Linked DNA regions of Homo sapiens: all the other regions are linked to region 1. The links are chromatin loops, found by intact Hi-C in ENCODE. Cell type or tissue: PC-9. All regions are shown on one strand. Region 1 has its middle 37 kb from the start of FOXJ2. Region 2 has its middle 11 kb from the start of APOBEC1. Region 3 overlaps SLC2A14 (solute carrier family 2 member 14).

Evidence for each region. Hi-C counts contacts between places; a loop is a spot of excess contacts. Peaks named below come from ENCODE experiments on the same cell type or tissue, not always from the same donor. Only the 100,000 strongest peaks of a DNase experiment are listed, where the experiment ranks them.
Region 2: a loop joins it to region 1, with 6 times the contacts of the local background. A loop is called at or near these places in 3 of 110 quality-filtered maps.
Region 3: a loop joins it to region 1, with 10 times the contacts of the local background. A loop is called at or near these places in 5 of 110 quality-filtered maps.

The regions. Positions count from the first base shown.
Region 1 is chr12:7,994,280-7,996,779 of GRCh38, forward strand. It overlaps the pseudogene RPS20P28. Among named protein-coding and RNA genes, the nearest start is that of FOXJ2, 37 kb to the right of the region's middle. RefSeq lists an enhancer at 460-1,381. In PC-9, CTCF peaks have their summits at 1,092 (motif pointing left) and 1,301; DNase peaks (open chromatin) are centred at 602 and 1,122; H3K4me3 peaks cover 409 bases; H3K27ac peaks cover 1,120 bases.
Region 2 is chr12:7,676,017-7,678,516 of GRCh38, forward strand. No RefSeq gene overlaps it. Among named protein-coding and RNA genes, the nearest start is that of APOBEC1, 11 kb to the left of the region's middle. RefSeq lists an enhancer at 1,427-1,496. In PC-9, a CTCF peak has its summit at 1,526 (motif pointing right); no DNase peak of the experiment used is centred here.
Region 3 is chr12:7,830,702-7,833,201 of GRCh38, forward strand. SLC2A14 (solute carrier family 2 member 14) reads right to left here. Exons shown (of 11, transcript NM_001286234.2): 3 at 2,021-2,113; 4 at 903-1,063. Among named protein-coding and RNA genes, the nearest start is that of SLC2A14, 41 kb to the right of the region's middle. In PC-9, CTCF peaks have their summits at 1,544 (motif pointing right) and 1,754; a DNase peak (open chromatin) is centred at 1,620.

The DNA.
Region 1 (2,500 bases):
TTTGCAGAAAGGCACTGGAAAAGCTAGCAATGGCCCTGAAAGCATGTATACCAAATACCGGACAGCAGAAATTAATCCCTGGAAGCTACTTAAACACAAAAAAAATTTTCTTAGATGTCACTTAAAAACATGTGGAAGGAATCGCTTGAACTCGGAAGGCAGAGGTTGCAGTGAGCTGCGATCGCGCCAGTGCACTCCAGCTTGGGCGACAGAGCGAGATTTCGTCCCACCACCCCAAAAAAAACAAACAGTGTAGAGGAAATACATAGTTTTTTTTTTTTTTTAATTATTACCTGAGTAAACAAACCAAAAGAAGAAGAAGAAGGCCATTGCTCCAAACTCTCTTTCAATGTTGCTCTAGTGCCTATTCCTCACCTTGCACTGCCAATCTGCACATCTCCCCTCTCTGGTTCTTCTTTTTGGCTGCTGCTTTCTTTAAACAACTAATATTTATGAAAATAGTTGACAAGTAAGTGCAGTGGTGAGCAGTCTCAATTCCTGACTCAATACTGATGGAAGCAATCTGTTTAACAACCTCAGAAAGACTGTGTGAGTCATTTGTGGATTCTCATCTGGAAATGATCCTAAATCCTAGAATCTTCACCACAAGGCTGTTTTTCTTGCAGTGATTCTTGGAGTCTTGACATTCAAACTGGTTCTTCAAGCTGGGATTCTTTCCCTTCGGGTCTCTGATCCAATCAGCGCACACCTTCTCCAAGGATTTCCCGCTGTGGCTGGTTGGGGTAATCCTCATTCAGTGAATTGTCACCTCTGGTTCCAAGAGTGTATTTCCGGAGTTTTGTAAAGTCTAGGGCGGCGTGCCTATTCCAACTAGTTCCTCAAGGAATGGCCAAGAGGACATGGCTGTCCCTCCTAGAGCCCTCTGCTACTTTTCAGGCCTCATTATACTCTCGCAATTTCCTTTCCTTTTATCTTCTCCCTGATCTTCTCCCTAAATGTTCCCAAATTTATCCTCTTCTCTGAGGGCTTTGCTTCTTCAGGCCTAACTAAATACACAATCCACAAGCCACTGATCTCACCTCAGCTGCACCTATGCTAATTCTCACTTCCAGTTTTTCTCCAAGGCCAGTACTGGGAGGGATGGCGCAAAGATATACACTGCCACCTGGTGGCCAACTGCTAACCAGCTCTGGTAATACCAAGGATGTTACTAGCACCATAGCAACGGGCTCTGGAGGCGGATTTGCAAAAGCACCAGGCGTGGGCAGAACAGTGTCACTTCCTTCTTTGGTAGTAGCATCTCTCTGCCTGGAATTATCTTTCCAAATCTATTTCTCACAAAATTCTTTTCATCTTTCAAAGTCCATATAAATGCCACTTTTACCATGATCCCCTTCCTGATCCTTCAAGTTAGCGGATCTCACTTCTCTGAAAGTACTACAGGGTAGGTTCAGCATTTCGCTTGTAACTCTTACGATGCTGCTCTTTGCCTACTTCAAACTGTTGCTCATCCCCTAAAAACTCAGCTCCTTTTCAGTGCATGCCATCAGGATATTGTAATAATCTGCTGATCTCCTGGGTCACTTCCCCCACATTCTCTGAAAATTTAGAAGCCTGATTCATTCTCTTAGTTTACACCATTCCTACTGTCATCAGTCCTGGCTATTCCATGATGCATGGAGACAATTCATCGAATAGGCTGGCCGTCAGTTTCTTGTCCACTCATTTCCAATCATCTTGTTTTCCAGTCCACCTCAGTCATTTATTCCCATGGTTAATACCCTAGCCCTGGTTATTTATAATAAATGGGCTCGGCTGGGTGCGGTGGCTCACACCTGTAATCCCAGCACTTTGGGAGGCTGAGGTGGGTGGATCACGAGGTCAGGAGTTCAAGACCAGCCTGGCCGGGATGGTGAAACCCCATCTCCACTAAAAATACAAAAATTAGCCGGGTGTGGTGGCAGGTGCCTGTAATCCCAGCTACTCAGGAGGCTGAGGCATAGAATTGCTTGAACCTGGGAGGTGGAGGTTGCAGTGAGCTGAGATCACACCAGTGCACTCCAGCCTGGGCAACAGAGCAAGAGTTCGTCTCAAAAAAAAAAAAAAAAAAAAAGGCTGCTTGTAAAACCTGTATTATTTTGCATCTCACACTGACCATCACTTCCTCTCTAACCATTTCTTGATAGAAGCAGGATCTCTACACTATTAACCCTCTCAACTTTTCACTGCCCATCACTCTTCTATTTTTACTTTCCACATCACCCGACTTAAATTCTTTGATTCATCACCCTAAACGCTTCCTTGCATAAATGAGCAACTCCTGGGCACTCCCTTCCCCCGTCACATTCTCTGGTAAGAACGCAACTTTTGGCCAGGTGCGGTGGCTCACACATGAAGTCCCAGCACTTTGGGAGGCCAAGGCAGGCAGATCGCTTGAGGCCAGGAGATCAAGACTATCCTCGTCAACATGGTAAAACCTCGCCTCTACTAAAAAAAGAAAAAAAAAATGGCATGAAAATTGCTTGAACACAGGAGGCGG
Region 2 (2,500 bases), 320 kb before region 1:
GCACTCCAGCCTGGGCAACAGAGTGAGACTCTGTCTCAAAAAAAAAAAAAAAAAATTAGCCCGGTGTGGTGACACACACCTGTAATCCAACTACTTGGGATGCTCAGGCACAAGAATTGCTTGAACCCTGCAGGCAAAGGTTGCAGTGAGCAGAGATCGCACCACTGGACTCTAGCCTAAGTGATGGAGGAGAGTCTGTCTCAAAACAAAACAAATCAGTTTCCAGGAGAAATTTCAGAAATTGGAAGAAATTAGAGACTTTTGATCAGTCTGTGCATTTTTGTCATAGACTTCAATTCTCTTCCAGGAAATGCTTTTGAGTGTGTATGGGGTTTTTTTGTTTGTTTGTTTGTTTTTTTAATTAAACAATTAATTGCAGTAAGGCAAACAAAAGTGAAATAAGTGGCCGGGCGCGGTGGCTCACGCCTATAATCCCAGCACTTTGGGAGGCCGAGGCGGGCGGATCACGAGGTCAGGAGATCGAGACCATCCTGGCTAACACGGTGAAACCCGGTCTCTACTAAAAATACAAAAAATTAGCTGGGCGTGGTGGCGGGCGCCTGTGGTCCCAGCTACTCGGGAGGATGAGGCAGGAGAATGGCGTGAACCCAGGAGGCAGAGCTTGTAGTGAGCCGAGACCGCACCACTGCACTCCAGCCTGGGTGACAGAGCAAGACTCCATCTCAAAAAAAAAAAAAAAAAGTGAAATAAATGTTCTAAGGAAAATCAGGGGGTTGTCTTCCCTAAGGCAAAAAATAATTCAGTACCACAGGGAAGTAACATGACTAGAATTGGGGTTTTTTTAATTTATGTTTTATTTTTTGAGACAAGGTCTTACTCTGTCACCAGGCTGGAGTGCAGTGGTGCAATGAAAGCTCATCATAAGCTCAAACTCCTAGGCTCAAGTGATTTTTCTCTCCTCCTCCGCCTCCCAAGTAGTTGGGACTATAGGTGCTCAACACTGTACAAGCTTATTTTATTTTTTTAATTGTTTTAGTAAAGGCGAGGTCTCGTTATGTTGCCCAGGCTGATCTGAACTCCTGGGCTCAAGCAGTCCTCCTGCCTGGGCCTCCCAAAGTGCTGGGCGTGCACCACAGCACCTGGTCCAGAATCGGGTTTTCAAAGAACCACCACAGCTGCAGTGTAGGGAATAGGTTAAAGGGCAATTGTCGTAACAAACCTGCCATAGATACATGGAAATAGAAAAAGCTGGAGTGGGAAATAGGTTACTTAAAAGGAATTGAATACTGCAAAAGAGTTCGTGTGTACTCACACACACAAAATCATAAACAGAGACAAAAGTAAAAATACCTGACTCAAGAGGAGTGTGCCTTTCATCGTCCCATAGTTTATCCATGCAGCCACTGAAATTATATGCAAAACATTTTGTGTTTATGTGCATTATTTTCTGGGGGAGTGTCTACATGTTTTATCAGGTTCTTAATGGGTCCTTCAATCCCCCAGACGTAAGGGTTTTCATAGATTTGCTTTTCCCCATTTAAGTCAGCAGAGGGCAGAAAAACAATAGAATTAGTAGAGCCAACCACAACACAGAAATTGCTCAAACTCCTCCAGTCCCTCTCAGTTTCTGCCATCTGTTTCCTGCCTTTGCTCTAGATAAAATTCCCTGACATCTCCCTCTGTCAAAATACTACTATCTCTGAATAACCATATCAAGATAAGCAGACCTTCTTCTTCTTCTTTTTTTTCTTTTTTTTTGAGACGGAGTCTTGCTGTCACCCAGGCTGGAGTGCAATGGCGCCATCTCGGCTCACTGCAACCTCTACCTCCCGAGTTCAAGCGATTCTCCTGCCTCAGCCTCCCCAGTAGCTGAGACTACAGGCGCCCGCCAACACGCCTGGCTAATTTTTGTATGTTTAGTAGAGGCAGGGTTTCAGCGTGTTGGTCAGGCTAGTCTTGAAATCCTGGCCTCAGGTAACCCATCCCCCTTGGCCTCCCAAAGTGCTGGGATTAGAAGCGTGAGCCACTGCGTCCTACCTCTTCTTTTATTTAGTTGGACTCAGTCTTTAATTTGCATTTTTCTTTTTTTAAATCATCTTTCCGGAAGAATTTAATTTTCTCATTTCTGTTTACACCTGCGGTAGTTATCATATTCTCTTTCACAACTGATATTGTTTTAATTACTATTGTTCCAGGAGACCTTGAACAATTACCCCATGAGGAGCCTAAAGCTCCCATATCACTTACCATATAATTATTGTATATTATTTACTTTTTGAAAGATGAAAATAGGGCCGGGCCCGGTGGCTCACAGCTGTAATCCCAGCACTTTGGGACTCCGAGGCTGGTGGATCACTTCAGGTCAGGAGTTCGAGACCAGCCTGGCCAGCAAGGCGAAACCCTGTCTTTACTAAAAATACAATAATTAGCCGGGTGTGGTGTCACGCCTGTAATTCCAGCTACTCGGGAGGCTGAGGTTCGAGAATCGCTTGAACTCGTGAGGCAGAGGTTGCAGTGAGCCCAGATCAAGCCACTGCAC
Region 3 (2,500 bases), 160 kb before region 1:
AAATGTGAATTACATTCTTGCATTTCTAGAATATCTAATTGGCAAATTAAAACAGTTCCTTTGTCAGTCATAACTGAAAATATATTCTACCTTCTAAAATAGATTACTAAGCTAGTATAAAATAAGAAGATTCAGTTTTCAGCCAGGCACAGTGGCTCATGCCTGTAAGCTTAGCACTTTAGGAGGCTGAGGTGGGCGGATCACGTAAGGTCAGGAGTTCGAGACTAGCATGGCCAATATGGTGAAACCCCATCTCTACTAAAAATACAAAAATTAGCCGAGCGTGGTGGCGGGCACCTGTAATCCCAGCTACTTGGGAGGCTGAGGCAGGATAATTACTTGAACCCGGGAGGCAGAGGTTGCAGTGAGCTGAGATTGCACCATTGCACTCCAGCCTAGGTGACAAGAGCAAGACTCCATCTCAAAAAAAAAAAAAAAGACGATTCAGTTTTCTTTTTTTGGCCATTATCCACATTTGCCATAGACTAAAGATAATTCCTACCAATCCTGTGTAGAGGTAACAAAAACATTTATATGAGACCCCAGTTTTGTTTTTTTTTTTTTTGAGAAAAGTAATCAACTTTGGACCTTGTAAATTAAGTATGTTCCTGGAAACCCCATAGTTGAGCTTACTAGGGAATAATTCTGAACTATCCCTAACTGGACTGCAAAGGCCAATCACTCACACAGTTCATCTCTTGCACAGCTGGGTGGGAGCTCTCCAGGGTAGTAGAGCTCCAAGCAAGGGCAGTCATATTCGGGGCCAGTTGGGCTAGTTTCCCTTGATTAGAATTCAAGGTGTTCTTATTCAAAGGCATCATCACCTCCCTGCCCTAACTCTCCACACTTGTCCCCAATGCATCTGGTAGAGCCCACTTCCTTGCCCAGTTTCTAGTCAATACCTGCCAAAGCGGTTAACAAAGAGTCCGACGGAAAAGGAGCCGATCATACCCCCGACGGAAAATATGGCCACAGACAAGGACCAGAGATTCGTGAGCAGCACCTCAGAGGGAGGGGCATTTGCCTTGTCCGTCAAAGTTTTATTGATAAATTCCTTTATGATCTGCAAAATAAAAGGTGGGAGGACAGACTATTACAGTTGGATGAGAACAAAAGATACAAATATGCTGGGTGCAGTGGCTCACGCCTGTAATCCCAGCACTTTGGAAGGCCGAGGCGGGTGGATCACCTGAGGTCAGGAGTTGCAGACCAACCTGACCAACATGGTGAAACCCCGTCTCTACTAAAAATACAAAATTAGCCAGTTGTGGTGGCGCATGCCTGTAATCCCAGCTACTCGGGAGGCTGAGGTAGGAGAATCGCTTGAACCCGTGGGGCGGAGTTTGCGATGAGCCGAGATAGCGCCATTGCACTCCGGCCTGGGTGACAGAGCGAGACTACATCTCAAAACAAACAAACAAACAAAACAAATATTAGGGATCATTTCCTCCCTAGAGAATCAAGGGAATAAATAGACGGGAATTGAAGAGGCAGATAACATATTGGAATTAATGTTAACTCTCCCTGGAATAGTAATTTTTCATTTGTCCTGAATATCCCAGTAGGTGGCAGCACTGATGTTCACCCCAGCCCTCTGCTAAGCGAACCTGGCCAGCTTGGTAACTAACCCCTAAGGGATAATACAGGAAGTGTATTACTATAGGGTGAAAGAGTGGGAGGAAGAACAGCACTGCCCAGGGTATAAGGAGTAAATGACCTTTTTCCTTTGATTAAATGACCCCACTAATTTTCCCCACCAATATTGTCTCCATCTTCAGTCTTGGACAGGATAGATACAAAGTTTAATTCCCCTAGTTGGGGGAGGGACCCTCACTAACTGTGTTGCTCAGGATGGTGTTTAACTCCTGGGCTCAAGTGATCTTTAAGCCTCAGCCTCCGGAGTAGCTGGGACTCCAGGCAGGTGCCACCATGCCTGGCCTTAAATTCTGAATTCTTGAAACCCTACTTAAAGGAATAATTTCCCTATTCCAGATTCTAATTCTTGTGGCCTGGCACTCACCGTCTCAGGAGCATTGATGACCCCAGTGTTGTAGCCAAACTGGAAAGAGCCGATTGTAGCAACTGTGATGGCAAAGATCAGAGCTGGGGTGACCTGGAGAGACAGAGGACAGGGAGGAGAGAATAGTCCTTAAAACTTGTAATTGATGACTGTTTCTTATTAATTATGGAGCTGTATTAGGAGAATCTGACCTATGAGTGGTATGAAAAGGACAAACATCAAACGAGATTTAGGTAATTAATCGGGAAGACAAAGTAATAGATTATACTAAAGAACTTATCTGGAGATAAGAATGTGAAGTTAACTTGGTAAAAGTGGAAAAGAAAATTGGAGAAGGAAGAAGTTAAGAGAAACTGGGTTGGTCAGTTTGGAAATATTTAAAAACCTGCATCAGGTGAAGGTAGGCATAGAATTCCACTCACGAACTGGGAGGAAAGAGGACAACACAGCCTTGGGTAGGATTACTAAGAATTGATCATT